Linked DNA regions of Homo sapiens: regions 2 and 3 are each linked to region 1. The links are chromatin loops, found by intact Hi-C in ENCODE. Cell type or tissue: PC-9. All regions are shown on one strand. Region 1 holds the start of HOXC8 (homeobox C8). Region 2 overlaps LOC105378250 (a long non-coding RNA gene). Region 3 has its middle 25 kb from the start of CALCOCO1.

Region 1 (8,000 bases):
CTAAGCGAGCACGGGTTCTGCTGGTAGCCTGAGTTGGAGATGCCGGAGGTGCCGTGGTGGAAGAAGTCTTGAACGTGGTGCGAAGCGTGCTGGAAGCCGGGCGCCGAGCCGCCGGGCCCGTACACCAGCGCATGGCTCCTGCCCACGCTCTGAGGGAACCGGCAGTCGTAATAGGCCGGTTCCAGGGACTCGCCGGCTTTGTATTTGGAGAACAGGGGGTTGACGAAGTAGGAGCTCATGCTGGGTACATGAAAACCCGCGGCCCCCTCCCCTCTGGCTCACGAGTACCCCGCCCAGTACCCCCGAAACTCCCCTCCCCCCGGGACCGAACCCCAGGCCAGCTGGCTCCCCGGGACTGGGCTGGGCTGGTGGGCTGGGGGCTGGGCAGGTTGGGGGGCGCCTCGGTGCTGAGCTCGGCCGGATCAGCAGAGCTCCCGGGGCTGGGGCGCGGGCGGCGGCGGCGGCGGGCGGCGAGCGGGCGGCGGCGGCGGCGGCGGCGCTCCTCACTGTCGGTAGGTAGAGCTCGCGCTCTCTCACTTAGCTCTTTCCTCTAACAGCCCAGGCGAATTCCTCAGACTCCCGGCGGTGGCGGCGCTTACACGCGATTCGCGTTCATCAATCCACGACATGAAGACAGGCGAGAGAGAGAGAGAGAGAGAGAGAGAGAGAGAGAGAGAGAGAGAGAGAGAGAGAGAGATGGCGGGGGTTGAGGGGTACAGGGCTGGGGGGACCTGGAGGAAGGGGAGGGGAGGAGAGGGGGAGGGATGGGGGTGTGTGGTGTGTGTAGGGGGGTGGTGAGCCAGCCCCAGCTAATGGCTGGGGCCAGTTTTCCAGGGTACGAATTTAGATGTGAAGGTGCCTCTCGCCCCCAGCCTCGCTTCTCTTTTCCTTCTTCTCAGAGAGAGAGAGATACCTGAGCCAGCAGGTCAACCCAGGTTACCTCAACAGGTATAAGACCTCCAAGGGGATGAATACCTGCAAGCCAGAGCAGGGCCCCTAACCCAAAAGATGGGCTTCCTAGGGGGTCCCTAAGTCTGGAGACTTTGAGGAGGAACAAGCACACCATACTCCCAAATACTTCAGGCATCAGACCCTCCATCCCCTGGCCCCTCCCCAGGGTCCGAAGCTGTTCTGTCTTCTTCCTTAGATCCAGGAGACTCTCTTGCTACCTGCTATGGGTAGAGGAGAGGGTCAGAGGAGGTGGGGCTGGGGAAAACTCCATATACCCAGTCAGGGCCACACTGCCCCTTCAGACACGAGCCCCTGCATGGAGCAGGAAACCCAGGCAATGGCCACAAGCTTGGCTAGGGGCTCTGAGAGCAAAGCTGCTTATGGAGACTAAAAGGAAAGGGCAGCTGTGTGTCCCTGGTTTCTAGCTGGGCTGATTCAGGACATTTCTTCTTAGGAGACTATTTGCATCTGAGTTGGAGGGGACTGGAGCAGGCCTCTTACTTGTCCCCACATACCCCCATGCCATAGGAAATGCCAGCTCAGCCTGGTGGGGCCCCTGGCTTCACTGCAGCTCCCTCTTCCCCAGGCAGGCTGCCCAGGCCAGGATGTGGATGGGAACTATCAACAGACACTCTTTAAATATTTATCCACACTTTCTCTGGAGGGTTCCCCCATCCCCAAGACTGAATACGTTCAAGTTAATTCTAATGGATTAAAGAACCTTAGTCCATCAGCACCCTTCTCTGGCCATAAGTGTGTACAGTGATTTGGGCTTAACACAGACAGAGAGAAAAAGGGAGAAGGTGAGAATACATGCATGCTGTGTGCATATGAATGAAAAAGATGAGTAAGAATTATTTTTCCAGTCCTCTCCCTCACCAGGGTGTGAGGCTGTTACACCCAGGAAATCCTAGAGCACACTCAGGACACACACACACTGTACGTGCTACTTTTCACCCTGAGACACATCAAGTCCATGCTCAGTGTAAACTAGCACACACATGCCTGGAAGCATCCCTGCCACCTCACAGACACTGTACGCACATGTGCACACCCAGGCACACATGCATACATGCCTGACAAACACAGATGCATCTTTAGGTCTTTGCATTATGAAAGCAAAATGCTACCTGTTTTTCTTCCACATCCTGGGGGTTTCAGGGTTGGATGAGGAAGGAGGTGGTTAGGCAACCAGACCTTTTCCTTCCCCATCCGGAGCCCAGCTCTGGAGATGGAAGAAGGAATGGCGGTTCAGGGCAGGATGGTTTAGAGAGAATGAACACCTCCTCCCACCCAACCCAGTCCCCCTATTATCTAAGTAATTGCTGGGGAAATGGCCACTCTCTGTCAAATTCCCAAAGGAGATTCACTGGTGCAGGCAGCAAGAGCTCCCTCCAGGATCCCCTGCATTTGGGGAATCCCACCCCCATCTCAGGAGCTGCCCAAACTCTTAGACACCCAGAACTCTGGCATTGGAGCAGCACGAGGGAAGGGTCAGAAGAGGGCTGTGCCAGGGCTGCAGGCCTCCCTAGGGTCCAGAACAGTAGGGGTCAGGACAGGGCGTCTCTACCCGTACCACAGCTCGCTTCAGCCTTGGCTCCAGCCCTGCCTTTTCTGAGCCTGCTCTTCGGGTGCTGCGATGAACAGAGTGGACTCTGGGCTCCCAGCATCTGGGTCACTGGAGACTGTCATAAATACTTTCTCTTCCCAGCCTGGAAAAAGGAGGCCCAGAGGGCTGGATCCGCTCTGGGGCCTGCGCCTTATCATTTAGGGGGTGGGGTGGGGGGATATTTCGACATTTTATGGTCCAGCGAAAACCCTGCCAGAGAGCTATTCTTCCGGGGCTTTGTGTCTTGGAATGCGACTGTCCCGAGTGTGCCGCCACCGCCGCCTGCCCGGAGAGCCCACCAGTCCCGCAACCCCTGGCCGGACTTGGTTTCCCCTTTTGGGGATCCCTCACCGTTCTTTCATTTGTTTGTTTGCTTTCTTTTACACGTTATCTGGTTTATTTCGCTCCCCGAGCCTGGAAATAAAGGAACCGAAAGCAGCCATCCTCGCCGAGGCCGTCTCTGTCCCTCTCCCCGAGGCCTGCACCGCCCTCATAGGTACCACGGATTTATGTTCGTTTGTCCGGGTCATTCTGCCTTTTTGTGTTAATTACGCGCTGCCTGCTTTGCACTTATCTCCTCCACAAAGCGATTATTTTTAATGCCTGCCCTCCTGAGCCTTCCGAGCCCGCTGCCAGATCGAGGGCCCATCTCCCGCTGCCACTCGCGAATTATTTACACCTCGCAGGTGAGAGGATTGATTTGCTCAGAGCCAGTGGGGCCGGGCCGGCCGAGGCGCGGGGCCTTCTTGCAGCGGCTGCGGGCCGGGCCTCAAATGTCAGTGCGGCCAGGGCGGCCCGGGGCACCGCCGCCTCTAACATTGAGCAACAGCGCCACCTCGCGTCCATTTGGTCCAATGCAGTCCGGCTGGGAAAAAGCTAACAAGAGGTCCCAGGCTTGCCCCAAAGGTGGGAAGTGGGAGGAAGGAACCTCCAGATGGGTGCTCAAGAGAGAGATTCCCTGGGAGTTGCCCCAGGACTGCTGTTCTTTTGTTTTCTAAGTTCTTGAAATAAAACCTTGTGAAAGGTTCCACACTGTTTTCTCTTTTTGTTACCCTCCCTTCTCCAATTAAGAGACTCTAAGCAAAGCAACTGCCGCGATCTCCCCCCATTCAGGCGCATTTCTGGGCTTGGAACATCTCCGCGAACGCGGATGCACGCTCCGAGGCTCCCACGACGGCTTGCCCGCGGCGCGCACCCTAAAGTCCTCCCTCCTCTTACCCTGATGCTGGCCCCGCACCGACTATTCCGCCGCCGCCTGCAGGACTTTGGGGTGGGACTCGGACTTCTCCAGGCTGTTTGACCCCTGGTTTGTAGCCCATCCCTCTCGCGCGCGCGCTCTCCACCTCTCCCTCTCAGCCAGTGAGGTCCTGTTCTCCGTGGGCCATAGACAAAACATTCCTATAATCCGATTTCAAAGGAAAGTGTCCACCTTATTTAAACCATAAAACAATTAAGCCCAGACGTCTAGCCAGCTCCGCGCTGCTGTTTTGTTCGGCCCCATTGAGAACCCAGAACAGGGAGACAAACAGCGCCATAAAAGTGGCATTTCGGGGCTGCGGAAATGTACCTATCCGCTGCCTTCTCAAGTGGAACAATCTTTAGGGTTTTGTGATTCTGACAAAGGAGCAGAGGAGAGGTGGGAGGGGAAGATTAGGGGAAGAGGGCGTTTGCTAGCCCCTCTCTACCCCCAGCTTTCATTTCTTTCCCCAGATGCGTGTTGTGTTGTTAATTCGTAAATGATAGCGAATAAAAAATGATTCCAATCCTGACCTGCAGGCTGGGCTGGGATTGAACAGTGGGCCGGGCCGGGTGGGCCTGTTCTGCATCCCATGCTTTCCTCAGGGTCCTCCAAGCCCGCGGCCCTCCTTCCTGCCCGCAGTAAGGCCGCTCAGGCCGGCTGCAGGAAGCAGGCCGCGCTGATGGACGCTGAGGGGAGGCGACAGGGCCTGGGAGCAGGGGCGGGGTGGAAGCCCGGAAACGCCGCTCTCGGTCTGGGAGAGAAGCCCGCATCCCAGCGCTCCCGACCAGGGGAGAGAGGGGTGTCTTGGCCTCCACTGGGTGGGGAACAGGAGTCAGAGTTCCAGAACAGCAAAATGGCCAAAGAGAGGTGTGAGGAAGGAGAAAAACTATAGGCAAAACACCTTTCAAATGGACCAAGAAAACAATGCTTCTGGAATTGGGGAGGCGGTCTCCTAAGCTCGAAAGAGGAGCTGGTGCTTCAGCGACTGCGAAGTCCCTTGTTGCGACTTGATTGCCCCCCAGTATTATCGAAACAAAATTTTCACCCCTTCCTACCCTCCTCCAGCCACCGACATTGGAGTTTTAATAGAAGGAGAGAGTAGGAGATTCAAATGATGGGGAAGGGGCTGGTCCCTACAAGTGTCTCACCATCCTGTAAGGTGATGCTACGGGGAGCAGCACATGGGCTGGGTCTCTATTTTTTTTCACGGAGTATCTCCCCAAATATTCAGAGCGACACCCTGCACCTTTGGCAGAATGGGCAGCTTGAGATATTAAATGACTATATTTCAAGCAGTCTGATTTTAACAGTTTCCAGATTGGGGGATTTCCGAGAAAGGGGGCGCTGGGCCGAGGCATACCCGGCAGCTTGTGTCTGCTTCTGATTAGCAGATTAAAACTGCTGGTTCTAGGAAGGCGCCCTGGGGTGCAGTACAGCCGATCAGCCCCACCGGACTGTTACACACACATCCCCACATCTTTGCGCTTGGGGTCCCACGGCCACCAGGGAGCACCCCACTCCTGGCTAATCTCTGGCCAGCTTCCTTGGGCCTTGGGCACACCATCCCCCAGAAATGCTGCAGCTGCACAGCGTGACCCAGTCACCCCCAGACAAACATTCAAACTAAACACCAGAGTAGGGGAGACAGAGATTGGGAAGAAAAGAACTAGGAGAAGGGGATCGAGGAGCTGAGACTGCATTGAGAAGTAGAAACTACATCTAATTCTGATTGTATTGGCTTTGCCATCTTTCTCCTTCCCTCCTTCCTTTCCTTTCTTCCTTCTTTTCTTTCCTCTCTCCTTCCATGTCCCATCTCTTCTCTCTCACTGTGTTTTTCTTCTTTTTCTTCCACTGCAGTCCCCAGTGCCTGTCCTGCTCCCTGAGGCCTGCCTGGCCTTCCTCCTAGTCACACGCCCCCTCCCAGCCTTCTTTCCCAGCCATCCCTGGAAGCACCAAAGCACCAATGCCGCCAGGCAAGAATCCAGCCTGGGCCCTCACCCAGCACCCAACTTTCATCTTCACCTATCTCTTCCCTCCAATCTCATGTACTCATAAATTATTACAATTAATTACAGCCAAGGAAAGCCATTCATGCCGTGCCTCTCCCGCGCACTCCATCTAGCCACCAGGAAACTTGTAGGCAGCCAGCCGGGGAAAGCACAAGCTGGGCCTGGGCCTCAGCAGCCTCCACCCCACCCCCAGAGACCCCCCACCCCTCCCTGACTGGAGAGAAGCAGCTGCAGAAGCAGACGTTTGCCCTTCCAAGGTAGAAGGAGCCCATTCTCTGGCTCCAGCCTCCGCTAGATGACCTGAGCACTTGCCTCCTCCACAACAGCAGACTGGGAACCACAGGGAGGAGAAATAACGAGAACTGGATACAGTTGGGTTTCTGGTTAAGTGACTTCAATATATTAACACAGGGCTGTTCTACCATAACAAACAGAAGCACGTTACAGGACGGACGCTGGGGACGAACCCTGGGGATGAGAGGGAACACTATGTACAGCCCAAGGCGCCGGCCTGCACGGGCCCGACCTAGCCCGCGGCATGGTCCCCAGCCCTCACCCCTCAGCTCCTGGGCTGGGAATCATTATCATGTATGTGTGTGTGTCTTTTTTTTTTTTGTACAAAATCTGCACGCAGAGCGCCCCAGGCCCGGGGAGGGATGACCTGGACCAAATACGATACAGGGAAAAAAAAATAGAAATATAGCGATTCAAGTACTGGCTTCTCTGAAGAAAGGAGGAAAAAAATCACATTTGTATGTGTCATTTATTTCGGTTGCGCTGGGGAAAGAGAACGCAGTTTCTCTCCCCGCCTCCTCCTCGCTGGGTAGAACTAACTCTAAAACACCAATATCTCAACACTGAACCCTCCCAAATCGCAAGAGTTTTCTTTTCCCCTTCCTTGTTTTTCTTTTTAAGCTGATTGGCTTTTGTCTATCTTGCTCTTTCCTTTTCTTTTTCGTCTCTCCCCCGCCTGTGTTGGGGTATTTTGTGGGGTTTTTGTTTTTCCCTTGGCTGTGCTGAGGCAGCAGGCTGGGTAGGGTTTAGGACTGCTCCTTGTCGGTTTTCTCTTTATTCATCTTTTTCATCTTCATCCTTCGATTCTGAAACCAGATTTTGACCTGCCGCTCGGTGAGATTGAGAACCCGGGCCACCTCATACCGACGGTCCCTGGTTAAATACATATTGAAGAGAAACTCCTTCTCCAGTTCCAGCGTCTGGTACTTGGTGTAGGGGCAGCGCTTCTTCCTCGTGGAGCGGGCGTGAATCCAGTTGGCCACGGGGTTGCCTGGAGGGCCAAACACAAGCAGGGGTCAGTGGAGCCCCTTTCCAGCCCAGGACTTCTGCTACTCTACCCCTAGACTTAGCCAGGCTCCCCAAATGCAATAACTGAACCTGAATTTGGACACATTTTGCTTTAGGAATTTTCCTCCTTCCTCGTTTTGCATTCTGTCCCCTCCCCAGCTTCCCCCTTTTCAGTTTCCAGCACCTAAAACTGTAGGAAATCCAAAGCTATCAAAGCCCCTCTAGTCTGGTCCTCAGCTTCAAGAGTAGTAATTTGAGAATATCCTCATAAAAAGTCCAAATTCCCAACCGTTTCATAGGCCCATAAACGCTTCTCTCTCTTGTTTTTTATTTTTATAGCAAGGTCTCTCTCCTCCCCACCTCCCTCCTCCTCTGCCCCCTCCCATCCTCCCAGCCCACGACCAAGTCCTGAAATTTTAGCAGTTCTGCTTCCTGACCCTGAGAATCCCTAAACCCCTCACCACCCTCTGCAGCACCATCCTCCCGCTTGGAGTTCAACCCTGCTGAGGCGAATTCTCAGGGTGATGCTGAGACGGGAAAAGTCTTTCTCCTCTCCCCAGAGAGCCGCTGGCCTTGGGGACAGGCTCCCCTATATCTTAGTTTTCCTGTTTGGCCTCCAGTGCCCCCCTCCTGCCAGCCCCAGGACAGGCTCTGCAGGAGCCAAGCCTCCAATTTCAGGTTTATGGGAGTAGCTGAGGGCAGGGAGGGAAGCCTTCAGAGGAGTATAATTAGGCCCTGGCCCCTTATGGGGCTGGAGGAAAAGATTTCCTGCAGCCCCCTCCTGGGACTCCCCCAGACACTTCCTCACACCCAGGGGTCTGCACCCCCTCCCCTGCTGTTTCTCCTTCTTTCCCCTTTTTCTGGCCCTGCAGCTCCCACCTGCCCCCCA
Region 2 (8,000 bases), 240 kb after region 1:
TGACTAATTTTTCTCAGTAAGCAAACAGGCCAGGTACTCTAGGATTCTGTGTGTTATTTTTCCTTCCATCTGAGGACCACCTTGTTCATCCCCCTGTCTCTACACAGTATGAACACCACCACCACTCGCCCTGGGTAAACAGAAACTCCGTGGCTTCCCTCAGGCCATAGTCCCTCCCTCATATTCCCTTCTCGGTGGTCTCATTAAAGAAGTCTTGGGTTACCCTTTTCAGCCCAAAGATTTATAATAAAAATGAAACTAGGATTTAGGAGAAGGCTGCTCTTCTCTCTCTCTTCAGGTAGAAAAATAATGGACCTACATGGCAGTGAAAGTTTTAGGTCATTCATTCATTCATTCAATAAGTATTAAGCACCTACTATATGCCAGTCGCTGTGCTTGGTGCTAAGAACACAACAGGCAGGGGAAAGACATGTTCCCTGTCTACGTGGCACTGTCTTTAAAAATGTTCTTATCTAATCCAAAAGTGCCAGAAACGCCTAATCTGAATCTAATGATGAAAATAATCCGTCAAATTTAGACCCAGTGACTTTCTACAAAACAACTGACCAGTACTCTTCAAAACTGTGAATGCTATGAACAACAGGCTAAGGAATGATTCCAGATTAAAGGAGAATAAAGAGGCATGATAACAAAATACAGTGCATAAACTTCAATTGGATCAGGGCTAGGGAGAAACATTTCACTATAAAACAAATTATTCAGCTAGCGCAGTGGCTCACACCTGTAATCCTAGCACTTTGTGAGGCCAAGGAGGGCAGATCACTTGAGCCCAGGAGTCTGAGACCAGCCTAGGCAAGATGGTGAAACCCTGCCTCTATAAAAAAAAAAAAAAAATTAGTCTGGCATGGTGGCATGTGCCAGTAGTCCCAGTTGCTTGGGAGGCTGAGGCAGGAGGTTCACCAGAGCCCAGGAGGTAGAGGCTGCAGTGAGCTGTGATCATGCCACTTGCACTCCAGCCTGGGCAATAGAGTGACACCCTGTCTCAAAAAAAAATCAGTGGACAATTAGCAAAATTTGAATAGGCACTGCTTTACATATGTGTGTATATATACACACATATATATATATGAGAGAGAAGGGGAGAGCACACAAATGTGGCAAAATATTAGCAATTTGTCAATCTTGGTGAAAAATGAATGGGTATTAATTACACTATTTTACAACTTTTCTGTAGGTTAATATTTTTCAAATTAAAAGGTTGGGAGGAAAACAAGAATATTCCAACAGTAAAGGTTATGGATTTTTCTTCTCTGAATAATCTTATAAACAAACTTGCCATCATTTTTTTATTGGAAGGAAATCCTATCCAGATGATCTAGCCCTGAATCAAGAACTCTAGATCAGAGAGGTGGGTGGGAAGATAGAACTCCTTTGTCTCTGATTTACAACCAAAATTGTCAGCAAGTAAAAATGCCTGGAATGAAACCACAACCTTGACTCATGTTAGTATGGTTATAAAAAGTACATACTGTTATTGCCATTTTGTGGGACTAACACAAATTAATAAATCAGAGCTCTAGGCTTGAATGCTAAGAAGCATTGGGGAAGATGTGCAGAGGCTGGAGACAGAGCAAAATATCTGTCAAATGGCATGCCAGGGATAGAATTATGTGCAAGAATTAGAGTTACGTGGAAAGAGGGGTGAAAGGAACCAGAATGTGTTGAGCTGCAAGCAAGGTTCATATGCTATTTCATTTAACCCCTATTTACTCCATGACAGAAGTATTATTCTTTGATCTTGAAGATGAAGAGAGGTTAAATAACTTTTTCAAGATCATATAGCCAGTAAAAAGAAGAGTTAGAATTTGAACATGGTTCTTCATGAAGTCAAAGCCCATGTTCTTCCTACTGTGGCACCCAGTCTCCACAAAGAACAAGGAGTCTAAGGGCATGGCTATTAAAAGAGGATTTGAACCAGTTCTTACCCTTATGCCCAGGTCATCCCCTGCCAATGTCTTCTCTTTCCTCCCACATAGACACTGATAGGCCAGAGCTGGAAGCAGAGAAATCATTAAATCTGAAAGTTCCATCTTAACCATTTCCTGCTAAAATTCTAATCCAATCAGGTGCCAAAATTCTCCAGACAATCTTTTTAGATGCCAAGAAAGGAGATTCCAAAGCATCCCTGTAACTATTCCAATAGTTCATAGACACAATTTTACATCTAATTATAATTCCTACTCCCACAACTTTAACCCATTGGCTTTTGCTTGATTTTTAGTGGAAAATACAGGATAAAAGATCTCTAGATGCCAAACATAAGTAACCCCTCTGAGACTTCTTCCATCACACTGTTCTTTCATCATATTCCAAATCTTGTCTACTCACTACCTCATTCTTGAGAGGAAAAAAACCATCTTCAGTGCAGGTTAGGAAGTGCTAGAGAAGGAAATGAAAGCTTGATTTTCACTGGCCAAAGGAAAATGGGGTGGTGGGAAGGGAAGCGGGTATTTTTTTTTTATGGTAGCCCAATGGCAGGAAAATGGTTGCAATTTCCCTGACAATCTACATACCTCCAGATTTGGCCTTCCCAAACCTCAGCAGTCACCTAAGGATTCCAGATGCTACCAGCACACACCGTTAGGAAACATCTGTCACGAAGAACAGCCCCAACTGGGACAAAGGAGAGTAGGAAGGCAGACGGTGCCAGTTTAATGAGGATGGTTTAACAAAACATCTTTTAAGCTTTCTAATTCACTTGGCCATTTGCTCCCCAGACTTGGCTGCCAATCAGAAGCAGACTGTGGGGGGATGCTTGCCAGAGAATGGCAATCCCTGATCCTTAACTCAGGAGAACCCAGTACCAGAAAAATGTCAGCTTGTCAGTCATTCTAAAATATGATTAACCCCATTCCAGAGCTAACAATTCATGGTGATACTGGGGAGAAGGACTTGAGCTACGTGAGGTTGCTCGGTCTGGTTTGGTTGTTCTTGACAGCCAGAGGCCTTACTTAGCAGAATATCAAAAACAGGTATTAGTGTGCCCCATGTCCATGTCTAGCTCTGAGCTCATGACAACTAGAGCATTTCTAATATTTATTAATCATTCATGGAAATAATCATAAAGACCAATGGATATCCGGCATCAACACTGATCTCTTAGCCTTTCTATTTTTAGATTGCCTCGTTCTTTTTTAAGGTTATTAAAGAATATGAACTTGAGATAAGAAATAATGAGTTTTCTCAACATGCTATCAGTATAGGAAAATCCATGAAGAAGATAAATTACTTTTCCATTTCAGTTTCCAAGGGAAGAAAGCCCCAGATATGGCCAAAGACAAGGGGATTGGCAAAGCAGCCTCAAAGCATCCTTATTTTATTCGGGGGCGTTGCATGAAAATTTGGATTAAACCTAAGGAATCTCAGCTGAAATCACTGGTTTCAGATATATATTTTCCAAGGCCTGAATTCAACCTAGCTGACATGCCATTTTTCCCACCAGAACTCTATCTAGTAGATTCCTACAGTTGGCAAAGACTGCATCCCAGCCTCCTGCTATACTCCCTGATCCACCCTCCTGGCCTTTAACGTTGGTAACTCTAAACAATGAGATCCTCACAGATCTCACTCAGATTCACCCCAGCAACCATCAGAGAGTGCTGCCCTTCTTTTTTTTTTTTTTTTTTTTTTTGAGACGGAGTCTCGCTCTGTCGCCCAGGCCGGACTGCGGACTGCAGTGGCGCAATCTCGGCTCACTGCAAGCTCTGCTTCCCGGGTTCACGCCATTCTCCTGCCTCAGCCTCCCGAGTAGCTGGGACTACAGGCGCCCGCCACCGCGCCCGGCTAATTTTTTGTATTTTTAGTAGAGACGGGGTTTCACCTTGTTAGCCAGGATGGTCTCGATCTTCTGACCTCATGATCCACCCGCCTCGGCCTCCCAAAGTGCTGGGATTACAGGCGTGAGCCACCACGCCCGGCCGAGTGCTGCCCTTCTTTAAAGCAGGCTACAGCCCTAAATCACATTCACCATGATTGCTGCATTGCAGCAGATAACTGAAGTGTGAGTGCCCTCTACCCTCCTTCTGGAAAATGACACGTTCTTCAAGGATTGAAAGCAACACACACACACACACACACACACACACACACACACACCCTACACCTTCTCCCTACCAGACCTGCAGTTTTCTGCTCTCTGTTAAATCCAAACTTTTAAGATTGTATTTCCAGATCTTTCTTTTCATTGTTCCCCTAACCGTTACTCTTATTATTAACCTTTTCTGTGGCTCTTTGCTTGAACAGGACCAATCTTTCCCCATATACGAACATCTTGCTATCATCACCTCAACCATCACATGGACAGTCCCTCTCTGCCTAGAACACCCTTTTTCCAAACTGTTCAACAAGACTCTCCTTCAGGAAGCATATCTAACCACACCTACAGATATCTGACCTCTCTGCTATGCCCTCTTTGCCTGCTCTCGTCCCCTCATTACTGTCCAGAGTTCTGTCCATTTGCTCCTAACTTGTTTCCTTGCTGCACTGCCAGTGTCTGTGCCTTGATTATGTGTCCAGCCTTCTCCATCAGACTGACCTCCTCTGCTCCCCGTTCCTTTGGATTGGTTGGCAGTGAATATGGGTCTCTTGCACAGGAGGTTTTAGGACAGAATGGCATAACTCACTGGCCTAGAACTTTGCACTGGGAAGACGCCTGGTTAGAGAAGAGGGTAGCAGTGGTAGATGGTTAGGTGCAGCGAAGTAGCACAGCTCTTGCCTGATGACACTTTCAGCTTGCCTCTTCTTCCCCAGCTGAAGCCTGAGGTATAGAGTTAACTGGCCACAGCCAAGGAAGCACCCCATGATCTACAGCCCAATGTGGTGACAACAGAGATAATGAAACAAGAATGCAGGTCCAAGTCTCTTCCACACCACAAAGTGAAAATGCAAAGGAAGTAACCCAAACTGGCTGGGACTAAGGACGTTATCTGTGACACTATTGGCTCCAGTGTCATCCCCTTGAAGTCCAATGACCAAATTGACAAACAATACAGTTTTATTACTTTCATTGCTTTAGTTAATTGTGAAAATAAGTCACCTAATACTTTGGCTTTAGGCAACCTGGTGTGATACTCAAACTGCAATAAAGAAATCTCAGCTTAGACTGCAGAAAGGAGGGGTGCTCCAATGATCAAATGGTTGAATATTGTTTAGAATAGGACTTTCATTTGTTTTGGGAGGATGGGGAAGTGTCCATGAAGTACTTTTATATTGTAAGCTCCTAGGAAAGAGAATTTTCTCTGTTTACTACCATTTGTCCTGTACTGTCTATAAATAAGTTCACAGATGCATTCTGTTTAGTTTGGATTGGGTCTACAGTGAGAAATTGGATGACCTCTATATGGTTTGATGTTTCCCTCAAGTGAATACCACTGAAAGTTTCTAAGTGACAAAGGCTGGATTCAAACTACTGAAAATCAGATTTCAACTAAGTGTAAGTGAATACAAAGACAAATTCCAAATTAGAAAATTCAAGCACCAAAATGATTCCTTTTGCAAAGGAATTCGAGCAAAAGCAATGTCTTTTTTCCCTAAATTATTACCACCACAACGACCACCAAATCACCACACACTCACACACAATGCAAGACAAATGGTGGCAAATAAAGAATTCCCCTCTTTGGGAGCTTACATTTAAGAGATTTTGTGGCTACTTCCCCACTCCTCAAAATAAGTAAAAGATATGTAAACCATGGACTGAAACGTATAATCCTCAATCAGAAATACACAGAAAAGTGTTTATATCAGAGGCAAGGGCATGCCAAGATCCCAGATGACATCATAGTTGACAGAAGATATGAGTGGGAAGGGCTTCATTTTCCAGTGTTGGCAAGATTAGGGAGTATCTTCCCTGCACCTCAGGTCAGTCTGAGAAACCTTCGTGGAAGAGGGGGTAATTGCTCCATATGGGGATTTGGTTTCCCTGGGAAACATCAGTTCAGTCTACATCTTCATGGTGGTGAGAAGCTTTGCTATGAGCCAATAAATCAAACCTCACTTAGGCCTTCCTTCCATGCCTCCCATCAAAAACAAAAATAAATAAATAAATAAACTCTACATATGCTTTGAACCAGTAAATCCAGTTCGCTTAACTGCACTTATCCAGTTAAATGTTTACTACAGATTCTAATACAAATCTAAATACCAAAATATAATAATAATAATTCTCAGTCTTGGTCTGTGCTGAAAAGGAAAATAGAAAGAAACAATTTCAGTACCAATGAATGTGTTACTTCTCCGTAGGGAAAGAGAAGTAAAGCTGAGATGGCTTCCCTAAAAGGTTGGAAAGAAAGCTATGGTAACCAAATCTAGCTCAGACTAAAGAAAATAAATATCCAAGCTTATCTCCCAGGAGTCTTCTGAGAATGACCCCACAAAACTGACTGCTTATCAGGCATCCTCCCACACCTGTGAACTTTCTGTGTCCTGAATTCTGTCTGAATGATACTTGAGAGAATACTTTGTCTCCCTATCTAAAAAAAAAACTCCTTAGGGTAGAAACTGTTTTATGTTCACACACTAAGCTAGAAATTATAATTCTGCAATAAATATTACTAGCTCAACCAAGTATTGAACTTGAAAACTATGACAGCCCCCGAACTGCTCAGGAGACCAAGGGGAAACACAGCCACCTCCTCCAATTCACCTACCTACCCTACCACCCCAGCACTGCAACTCTTAAACCTCATTCTAGCTGGGCAGAGGCCAAATTCCAAGAAAACCCATTCTGATGTAGACCAATCCACTACAGGCCAAATGTACACCAAAATGATGTAGACAAAATCTATCCAGATGTAGACAAAATTCATCTAGATGCAGACCAAAACATTTTTGCTTTCTTCCCTCCGTATTATGCAGTCCCAGCTACATGCAGACACTACACTAGTACCATTGTGCTATGATTTGGGTAAATAATCAGACATCCAAAGCTTCTCCAGAGGCTACGCATACTTCCTATTATCTGGTGTCATTTCGGAATGGTTGTGAATAAGGTGGCTTTTCTGAGTCTCTCTGGGACAACTTCAGAGATGGCAGAGTCAAATCCGGATCTCTTCATTCAAGATTTGACACATTCACAGGTTTAGTTTTAGTCAGAATCCAATTTTGGAAATTCTTAACATTTCTATCACACCAAAAAAGATTATCAACTTGACAAATCAGAAAAGCCTGGGCTTCTGCTTCTAGAGCTCTTCAGAAATTAGATGGGCTACCAGGATGAATCAGAATTAGATTTTCCAAACAGAATCACAACGAGAACTGGGAAAAGCCAGGGAGGGTGTAAAAGATTAGAGATTTAGGCTGGGCACAGTGGCTCAAGCCTGTAATCCAAGCACTTTGGGAGGCCGAGGTGGGCGGATCACGAGGTCAGGAGATCGAGACCATCCTGACTAACCCTGTGAAACCCTATCTCTACCAAAAACACAAAAAATTAGCCAGGTGTGGTGGCACATACCTGTAGTCCCAGCTACTCGGGAGGCTGAGGCAGGAGAATCGCTTGAACCCAGGTGGCGGAGGTTGCAGTGAGCCGAGATCAAGCCCCGGCACTCCAACCTGGGTGACGGAGCAAGACTCCGTCTCAAAAACAAAAAAAAGAAAAAAGATTAAGAGATTTAAAAAGCGATGTGTGGCTGGGTGCGGTGGCTCACGCCTGTAATCCCAGCACTTTGGGAGGCCAAGGTGGGTGGATCACCTGAGGTCAGGAGTTTGAGACCAGCCTGACCAAACATGGTGAAACCCCATCTCTAAGAAAAATATAAAAATTAGCTGGGCGTGTTGGTGGGTGCCTGTAATCTCAGCTACTTGGGAGGCTGAGACAAGAGAATCGCTTGAACCCAGGAGGCCAAGGTTGCAGTGAGCCAAGATCATGCCATTGTGCTCCAGCCTGGGCAACAGAGCGAGACTCCCCCTCAAAAAATAAAAAAAGTGATGTGATACATTGAACAGCAAAAATCAGTTACTTTTCTCCCTTCCTCCCCTTTGAT
Region 3 (8,000 bases), 300 kb after region 1:
CAAGTGAGACATCATCTCTATTTTTAAAAACAAGGCCAGGTGCAGTGGCTCACACCTATAATCCTAGCACTTTGGGAGGCCGAGGCGGGCAGATCACTTGAGGTCAGGAGTTTGAGACCAGCCTGGCCAACATGGTGAAACCACATCTTTACTAAAAATACAACAATTAGCCGGGTGTGGTGGTGGGCGCCTGTAATCCCAATACTTGGGAGGCTGAGGCAGGAGAATCACTTGAACCTGGGAGGCAGAGGTTGCTGTGAGCCGAGATCATGCCATTGCACTCCAGCCTGGGCAACAGAGTGAGACTATGCCAAAAAAAAAAAAGAGAGAGAAAAAAGCCACAAGGGCTTCTGAACCAAAGTATAAGAAAAATGAAGGGTAGGAACCGAGATGTCTGGGACTGCCCCATCAAAGATTTTGCTGCCTCTGGCTAGCCAGATGTGAGGCACACTCGAAGAAATGTAAAGCTGAACCCTGTGCTGTCCACTAGGGCAGCTGCCAGCTGCACCAGCCACCCTTGAAATGTGGCTAGTCCAAATTGAGATTATATAAATGTAAATTATGTAACAGATATCAAGGAATTAGTATCAACAAAACCTAAAATAGCTCAGTAAGTGTATATTGATTGCAGATTGAAATAATAACATTTTGGATATACGGCTTAAATAAATGTTAGCATTTAATTTCTTTTTTCTGAGACAGAGTCTCGCTCTGTCGCCCAGGCTGGAGTGCAGTGGTGTGATTTCGGCTCACTGCAACCTCCGCCTCCTGGGTTCAAGCAATTCTCCTGCCTCAGCCTCCCGAATAGCTGGAATGATTACAGGGGCCCGCCACCACACCTGGCTGATTTTTTTGTATTTTTAGTAGAGACGGGGTTTCACCATCTTGGCCAGGCTGGTCTCAAACTCCTGACCTCGTGATGCACCCACCTTGGCCTCCCAAAGTGCTGGGATTACAGGCGTGAGCCACCGCGCCCAACCTCACCTGGATCTTTTTACCTTTTTTTTTAATGTGGCTACTAGAAAATTTAAAATTATGTGTTTGATTCATATTACATTTCTACTGCACAGCACTGGTCTAAGCCCTGCCACAGAATAGGACCTCCACAGCCTGGACATGCCCAGACTCCCAAATGTTCTTTAATCACCTCAGACTCACAATATCCTTCCTAGCTGGAAAACAAATGCCTGAAATCTCCAAGACTGCATTTTTGTTGCACCTCTGTGCCCCATACTGCCAGTCCCATAACCCAGGGCCAAAGATTTCAGTCCTCAAGGCCAGCCACAGTGGCTCACACCAGTAATCCCAACACTTTGGGAGTCTGAAGCAGGAGGATCGCTTGAAGCCAGAAGTTTGAGACCAGGCTGGACAACATAGTGAGACCCCCATCCCTATTTATTTTTTAAAAACTGGAATTTTAAAAAAAGATTTCAGTCCTCAATACCCCATCTTCAGGATTCCCCTGTCGTGGTCCTTCGCGCTTTTTCTTTCCCCAAGTCTGTTGATACTCGCATGACAGCAGAGATGTCCTATTCTAACTTACAAAAGTAGATTTTTTTTTTCCTGGCTTGGAGTCCAGAATCTCTCTCCCAACCCTGAATTTAGAAGCCATGTCTTCTCCCTGTTTCTTTCATTTCTCAACTCCCTCTTTGCCTTTCCTCCTTTCTAAAACTATGTAAATCTTTCGAATTATAAGAAACATGGTATTATGGAAATCACCCAGGCTTTATGTCCCTATATAAACTTCATCTATCTTAAGCCCTCTTTGCAAACTGTGGCTAACACCTGCCTGTTATTGAGAAGATTGAATGAGATCAGATGTGTAAAATGCCTTGTACAAAGCCTGGCACATGGTAGGTACTTGGTAATCTTGAGTTTCCCACTTTTCCTCTTACCTCTGCATATTTGGAGAAGTAGGGAAAGAACCAGGAAAGCCCGGTTCATATGTATGGGCTCACAGAACCTCAAAACCAAAAATGCTCTTAGAGATATATTTCCAGTTACTCATTCAGTAAAGAAATTCCCTGGACCACATCTCTCGTTGGTAGTCATCCAACCTCTGCTTAAACATCTCCAGGGGCCATTCATTGGTTCACTTAATAAGAACAAGGCACTGTGGGAGCCACAAAGAAGGGCTGACACAGATCTTGCTGTTAAGGAGCTTATATATTAGCAAAAAGACAATACAGAGAAATAACCGTAATATAAGGTAAAAGCGATATGTGTCAAATGAGATGCCATGACAGAGAACTAACAACCTTGCAAGTTATTTCATGCTCAAAAAAGGGTAGCTCTAATATTAAAATTCCTCCCAAATCTCAGACCTCAGTTTTCCCTTGCATTTCATGGAACATGGAACAAGATCCTTCCATACTAGGTCATGGGTCATCCTTAAGGAGGACCTGCAATAGCCTTAAAACTCCAGGAGGGAGGCAGGGCGCAATGGCTTACACCTGTAATCCCAGCACTTTGGGAGGCCAAGGCAGGTGGGTCACTTGAGGTCAGGAGTTCGAGACCAGCCTAGGCAACATGGTGAAACCCCATCTCTACCACAGATATAAAAATTAGCCAGGCATGGTGGTGCATGTCTGTAGTCCCAGCTACTTAGGAGGCTTGAGGCAGGAGGATCACTTAAAACCTGGAAGGTCGAGGCTGCAGTGAGCCCTGATCATGCCACTGCACTCTAGCCTGAAAGAGACTCTGTCTTAAAACAAACAAAAACAACTCCAGGAGGAGGGTGTGGAAATGGACATGGAACAGGTGTGGAGAGAACTGGGACTGGCTGCAAGATCCTCCAGCCTCTTCTGTACCACCAAATGATTTCTGGGAGTCCCTAAATGACAGCCTCAGCCTCTACCTACTACCAGCAACTCCTGTCCCCCTAGAAAGCCATGCACATCCCTACTCCCAGGATTTATCCTAATGGTTTTGTCTGTGCTTTTCTCTCCCTCTTCTCCCCATCCCTATCACCTTTTCATCATCTTTTATCAGTATCTCTACAATTTTCTTTGTATCTGTCTCCGCTTCAGTCTGTGCCTCTCATCATTTTGATTTTTTGTTTCTATTATTCTTGGAGTCTTTCTGCTTCTATCTCTGACTCTCTTTCTCTTACTCTCACCATCCTTGATTTCTTGATAGGTTTCCATTTTTCTGTCTCTGGCCTCGTTTTCTCCCCAGCTGCCGCAAAGCCATAAACCTAGCTGGCCCTGCAGCAGGCAGCCGCCAATCAGTGGGCTCCAGGAGTTGAGGGGAGGGGGTCAACAGAGAGATGGGGGGATGGAAAAGCTGAGGCACTGTTGCTATAGCAGGGGAGAGACGAGGTGCAGAAAAGAGATGTCCCTCCCAAAAGGCAGACACAGCTACCTCCACAGACAGTGTCTGGACTCCTTTCCTACAGATAGCAAATGACTGGCCCCCACTTACTGTTGTGAGGCAGGGTACCTGGATCCCTCCCCTGTATTACCCAAACCATGATTTCTCCTCTGAAACCCCTGGCCACAGATCACTAGAGATTTGCCTCCTCCTGCATTCTTAGGCCCTCCCAAGATGAGGGAGCTACAGGGCCTTGAGGGTCCGAAGATCCTGAGACAGATGCTTACATGGACGTTGAGACAGGAAAGAATGGTCAAGACAGGTACAGTGGCAGATGCTGAGATGAGTTGGAGGAAGCACTGAGAGGAGGGAGAGTCCTCCCCAGCCAAGGCTGATCCAGAAGCTTGGGTGTTCCAGGCTTCTTAGCTCCCTGGCCATTCCTGAAGCAGAACTGGCTGCCAGAATCCCTGATCTCTGGTCTAGGTTGGGGTTCAGCAGCTTAGGGTGTTACTTACTGGGCTACTACTACCCAGCTTGTCGTAAGAAACCTACTGGCTCTGTGGGGATAGGAGGAGATAGGAGGGAAAGGCGGGGAAGGCAAGGGATTAATGTAAGATTTTAGAAGAACACAGGAAGAGGAACATTTCCATCCTGTTGGGCCAGGAGACAAACCCAGAAAGTGGTAATTCCTGGTGTGCCGGCGACCCCTGCTGGCTGCACACACCACCGCCTGGGAGATGGGAAGGTGTAGCCAGCCTGTGTGAGTCCAAATGCGTGTTGGATGTGACACTGCACACAACAATGACGGTGCCCATGATTACGTGTGGGCACTCCTGGGTGAAGGCAGTAATGTGACTGAACACAGAAGCCCCAAAGGTCAGGTTCAGAACTTCTGGCTCCCCTCTGGGACTCTGGGTGTCTAGGAAGGATCATTGAGCCCAGCATGTCTCCTGACCAGTGTCACATCAGTAGCAGCATAGATCCACTCAGTGAGGCACTGCTGAGGTCAAAGTAAATGTAACCAGTCCAGGTGTAGGGGAAAGAGTGCAGACTTTGGAATTACACTTACCTGGGTTGAAATCTTGATCCTGTGATTACTAACTGTATGACCTAGAGCAAGTTCCTGAACTTCTTTGAGCCCAATTTCCTCATCTGTAAGAGCATAATAATACCTATCTTAGAGGGTTATTGTGAGTGTTTAGCACAGTGCCTAGCAATAATAAGCATTTAATAGATGCTAATTTTCTGCCTCCCTCTTCCTTTATCAACCTCCCACCCTCAAGGTCAGGCAGGGATTTCAAAAGGCAAATAAACTGGGGATAATGTTGACAATGATGATGGTGGTGGTTTATATTTACACCACTCATGCAAATCATTTTAAACATATTTTTAACACACGGCTTTTTTCCTTTTTATTAGCCAAGCACATCATGATCATGTTTTATTGGGATGGAAATATCCTGATGTTATGGCAGGTATCTAGAAAGATGGCCTTATGAAGTGATAACAAGGCATGACAAATCTTTCTTTCTTGTGATACATTTTCATTACTCAGGTTAATCAGGAATTACCCATTAGAACAAGGGTTTAAGATAAGTACATGACAGTCATCTGTGGAGATCAAAATCTCCTGATTTTCCCAATGGGTATCTAATTGTTATTGCTAATGTAGAGGGACAATTAATGCTTAGATTGAACTGGTATTCAAACATTAGAATAACTCAAGGAGATATGACAGGTAGTTAGAAATAGTATATTCTGAAATTTAAAAGAAAACAGATTTCAATTGCACCAAAGAATATTTTAATCCCTGCAGCTGTCCATCGATAGGGGCAGACTGCTTATTAAGAGCTCCATTTTAGCAGGAGTACTGAAGCTGAAGCTGGCTGGCTCCCCAGCAGGCTGACTGTGAAAGAGATTCAGGCTGCAGAGGGAGATTGGATAAGAGGCCTTCTGAGCTTCCTCCACAAACACACTCAAGTGCATGATGAATACTTAGCTCGGTAGAAGTGTCGCTCCAAACGGCATTACTGCCATACCCATAGTAACTGTTTGTCACCATGAGTCGGGGTAAGGGCGTAGTAATAATAACAATGGTGTTCTTTTCCTCTCTGAGATTTTGTTCTCCCAAAAGAGAGGAAAGAGTCCAGAATCATTCCCCCACTAACCATCCCCACGTTTTTCTTGATTTTGTCTGATTCATCTTTGTCTTGGCTTCATAGTATCCATCTTCAAGTATTTTAAAGAAAACCTTACTTAAGGAAAGAGCTTTTTTTATCCTTTAGTTTCCTGCCTATAGGAGGTGGGCAGGCAATGAGGATGGGAAGAGGGAACAAACATTTGCTGAGTTCCTATTAAGTGTAGACTTTGTAATTTTTGCATTTGATTAAGAGAGGTGTGTATGTGCTTTCATGCAAGTAAGTGTATGTATGTATATGTATTCCTGCAAGTGTATGTATATATTGTTTTGTATCTGTGGATGTAAATGTGGATGAATCTGAAGGAATTCTCTGCTGTTCAAGCCTCTCTGAACAAGGGTCTGGGGTCTTGGTGTCTAGCTTAGTACAGGGAAATCTGTATGCAGCTCCTCTGAGGATTTCAATATCTTCTGTGTGTACAGACTACCCGGGAGTTAGTTCTTCTGGCTCCAGGATCTTTGTGCAGGATCCCAGGTTTGTCTGTCCCCATCCTGCACACAAGTGTGTTGACATATCAAGACTCCTCCACCTCCTTGCTTTCCTGTGTGCATCACAGTGTGTGCAGATCCATTTGTCCAACCAGCCCCACGTGAAGCCATGTGTGTCCAGCAGTCCCTCCTCCCAAGGAGGACTCTGTGAAGAGTCCTTGGCACCCTCCCCTCCTGGCCACCCCCACTCCCCACTTTCCATGCCAGGAGAGATCTAATTACACAGAAATTAGTACAGAAAAGGATCGTTTCCTTTTATTGCATCAGTACCGGGGCAGCTATAAATCTGGAGCCACCGCTGCAGCCGCCTCTGGGCACTGTGCAGGCTATGGGGGGCTCTCACCTCCACACCTTCCTTTTCTCCTGGGCCTCTACCCCTGCCCAGGACCTGAGAACTCTATTAGGTACCCATCTCAGTAGGGGAAGTGGAGAAAGGGGAGGGTGGGGTCAATCAAAAGAAGACACATAGTAGATGCTTAATAAATGTTCACTAAATGATTAGGGAGAGGTAGATCCCAGCAATGATAGTAACTACCCGACTACCTAGACCCAATCACCACGAGATAAATATTTCTAGTAAAATTTCTCTCAAAATTCTTAAGCTCTTACCAGACAGACTTCCTCACTTTCTTATGAACCCAGATGAATTATATGGAGCTATTAGTCATCCTGGCTTCTACTTTAGAGACCCTGAACTCCTTCTCAGGCAGCTTCAGGTGATGAAGACAGTCCAGGTTCAGATCTTGATTCTTCTGTTTACCACCTAATTGTCCTTGGGTATCTCCCAACCTGAGCTTTGGTTTCTTCTTCTGTGAAATGGAGGACATGAAACCTACCTCTCAGGTTGTTGTGAGGCATCAATGGGAAAGCACAATTAGTCGGGTGTGGTGGCATGCACCTGTGGATGCAGCTGCTCCAGGGACTGAGGCAGGAGGATTGCTTAAGCCCAGGAGGTCAAGGCTGCAGTGAGCCCTGATCCAGCCTGGGCAACAGAGTGAGACTCTATCTCAAATAAAATAAAATAAAATAAAATAAAATAAAATAAAATAAAATAAAATAAAATAAAATAAAATAAAATAAAATGGGAAAGCAGTAGACCAACAGGAAGGGGGTCCACTAATTTTTATTATCACTCTTAATGTCTTCCTAGCTACCACTTCCACTTCACCACCTTTACTTCTGCCTCCTCTTCCCCATCACCCTTTAACCTAGCCTATATGCCAACCAACCCCCACTCAAATAGGGGGCAATAAGATATGCAGGCAGGCTGTGCCCAACCTGGAATGAATGTTTCTATATGTTAGTGTCTTATCAGAAGACAGAGATGAGGCCAGGTGCGGTGGCTCATGCCTGTAATCCCAGCACTGTGGGAGGTCAAGGTGGGTGGATCACTTGAGGTCGGGAGTTCCAGACCAGCCTGGTCAACATGGTGAAACTCCGTCTCTACTAAAAATACACACATGGTGAAACCCCATCTCTACTAAAAATACACACACACACACACACACACACACACACACACACACATTAGTCGGGCATGGCGGCATGCATCTGTAATCCCAGCTACTCCAGGGGCTGAGGCAGGAGAATCGCTTGAACCTGGGAGACGGAGGTTGCAGTGAGCCGAGATTGCGCCACTGCACTCCAGACTGGGCGACAGAGCGAGACTCCATCTCAAAAAAAAAGAAGGAGGAGGAGGAGAAGAGGAAGAAGAAGAAGGAGAAGAAGAAGAAGATGAGGAGGAGGAGGAGGAAGAAGAAGAAGGAGAAGAAGAAGAAGAAGAAGAAGAAGAAGAAGAAGAAGAAGAAGAAGAAGAAGAAGAAGAAGAAGAAGAAGGAAGAAGAACAAGAACAAGAACAAGAACAAGAAGAACAAGAAGAACAAGAAGAAGAACAAGAAGAAGACAACAGAGATGAGGACAGGGGACTCCAACCATCCTCGGGCATCTGGAGGCAGTGTTTTACACATAGCCAACTGTCTCTAAGCTCATTCCTTGGCAGTA

The links. Hi-C counts contacts between places; a loop is a spot of excess contacts. Peaks named below come from ENCODE experiments on the same cell type or tissue, not always from the same donor. Only the 100,000 strongest peaks of a DNase experiment are listed, where the experiment ranks them.
Region 2: it touches region 1 in a loop (10-fold over the local background); 2 of 110 quality-filtered maps call a loop at or near these places.
Region 3: a loop joins it to region 1, with 5 times the contacts of the local background. A loop is called at or near these places in 3 of 110 quality-filtered maps.

Annotation. Positions count from the first base shown.
Region 1 is chr12:54,001,524-54,009,523 of GRCh38, reverse strand. HOXC9 (homeobox C9) reads right to left here. Exons shown (of 2, transcript NM_006897.3): 2 at 6,187-7,094. The coding sequence ends at 6,850. It overlaps HOXC8 (homeobox C8), which reads right to left and starts at 539. Exons shown (of 2, transcript NM_022658.4): 1 at 1-539. The coding sequence starts at 239. RefSeq lists an enhancer at 3,053-3,132 and a silencer at 3,363-3,432. In PC-9, CTCF peaks have their summits at 3,191 and 3,396 (motif pointing left); a DNase peak (open chromatin) is centred at 3,403.
Region 2 is chr12:53,763,911-53,771,910 of GRCh38, reverse strand. All of the region lies in intron 1 of LOC105378250 (a long non-coding RNA gene), which reads right to left. Among named protein-coding and RNA genes, the nearest start is that of CISTR, 16 kb to the right of the region's middle. In PC-9, a CTCF peak has its summit at 3,995; DNase peaks (open chromatin) are centred at 1,430 and 4,030; H3K27ac peaks cover 2,273 bases.
Region 3 is chr12:53,697,986-53,705,985 of GRCh38, reverse strand. No RefSeq gene overlaps it. Among named protein-coding and RNA genes, the nearest start is that of CALCOCO1, 25 kb to the left of the region's middle. RefSeq lists an enhancer at 3,907-4,201. In PC-9, CTCF peaks have their summits at 3,809 and 4,009 (motif pointing left); no DNase peak of the experiment used is centred here; H3K27me3 peaks cover 1,713 bases.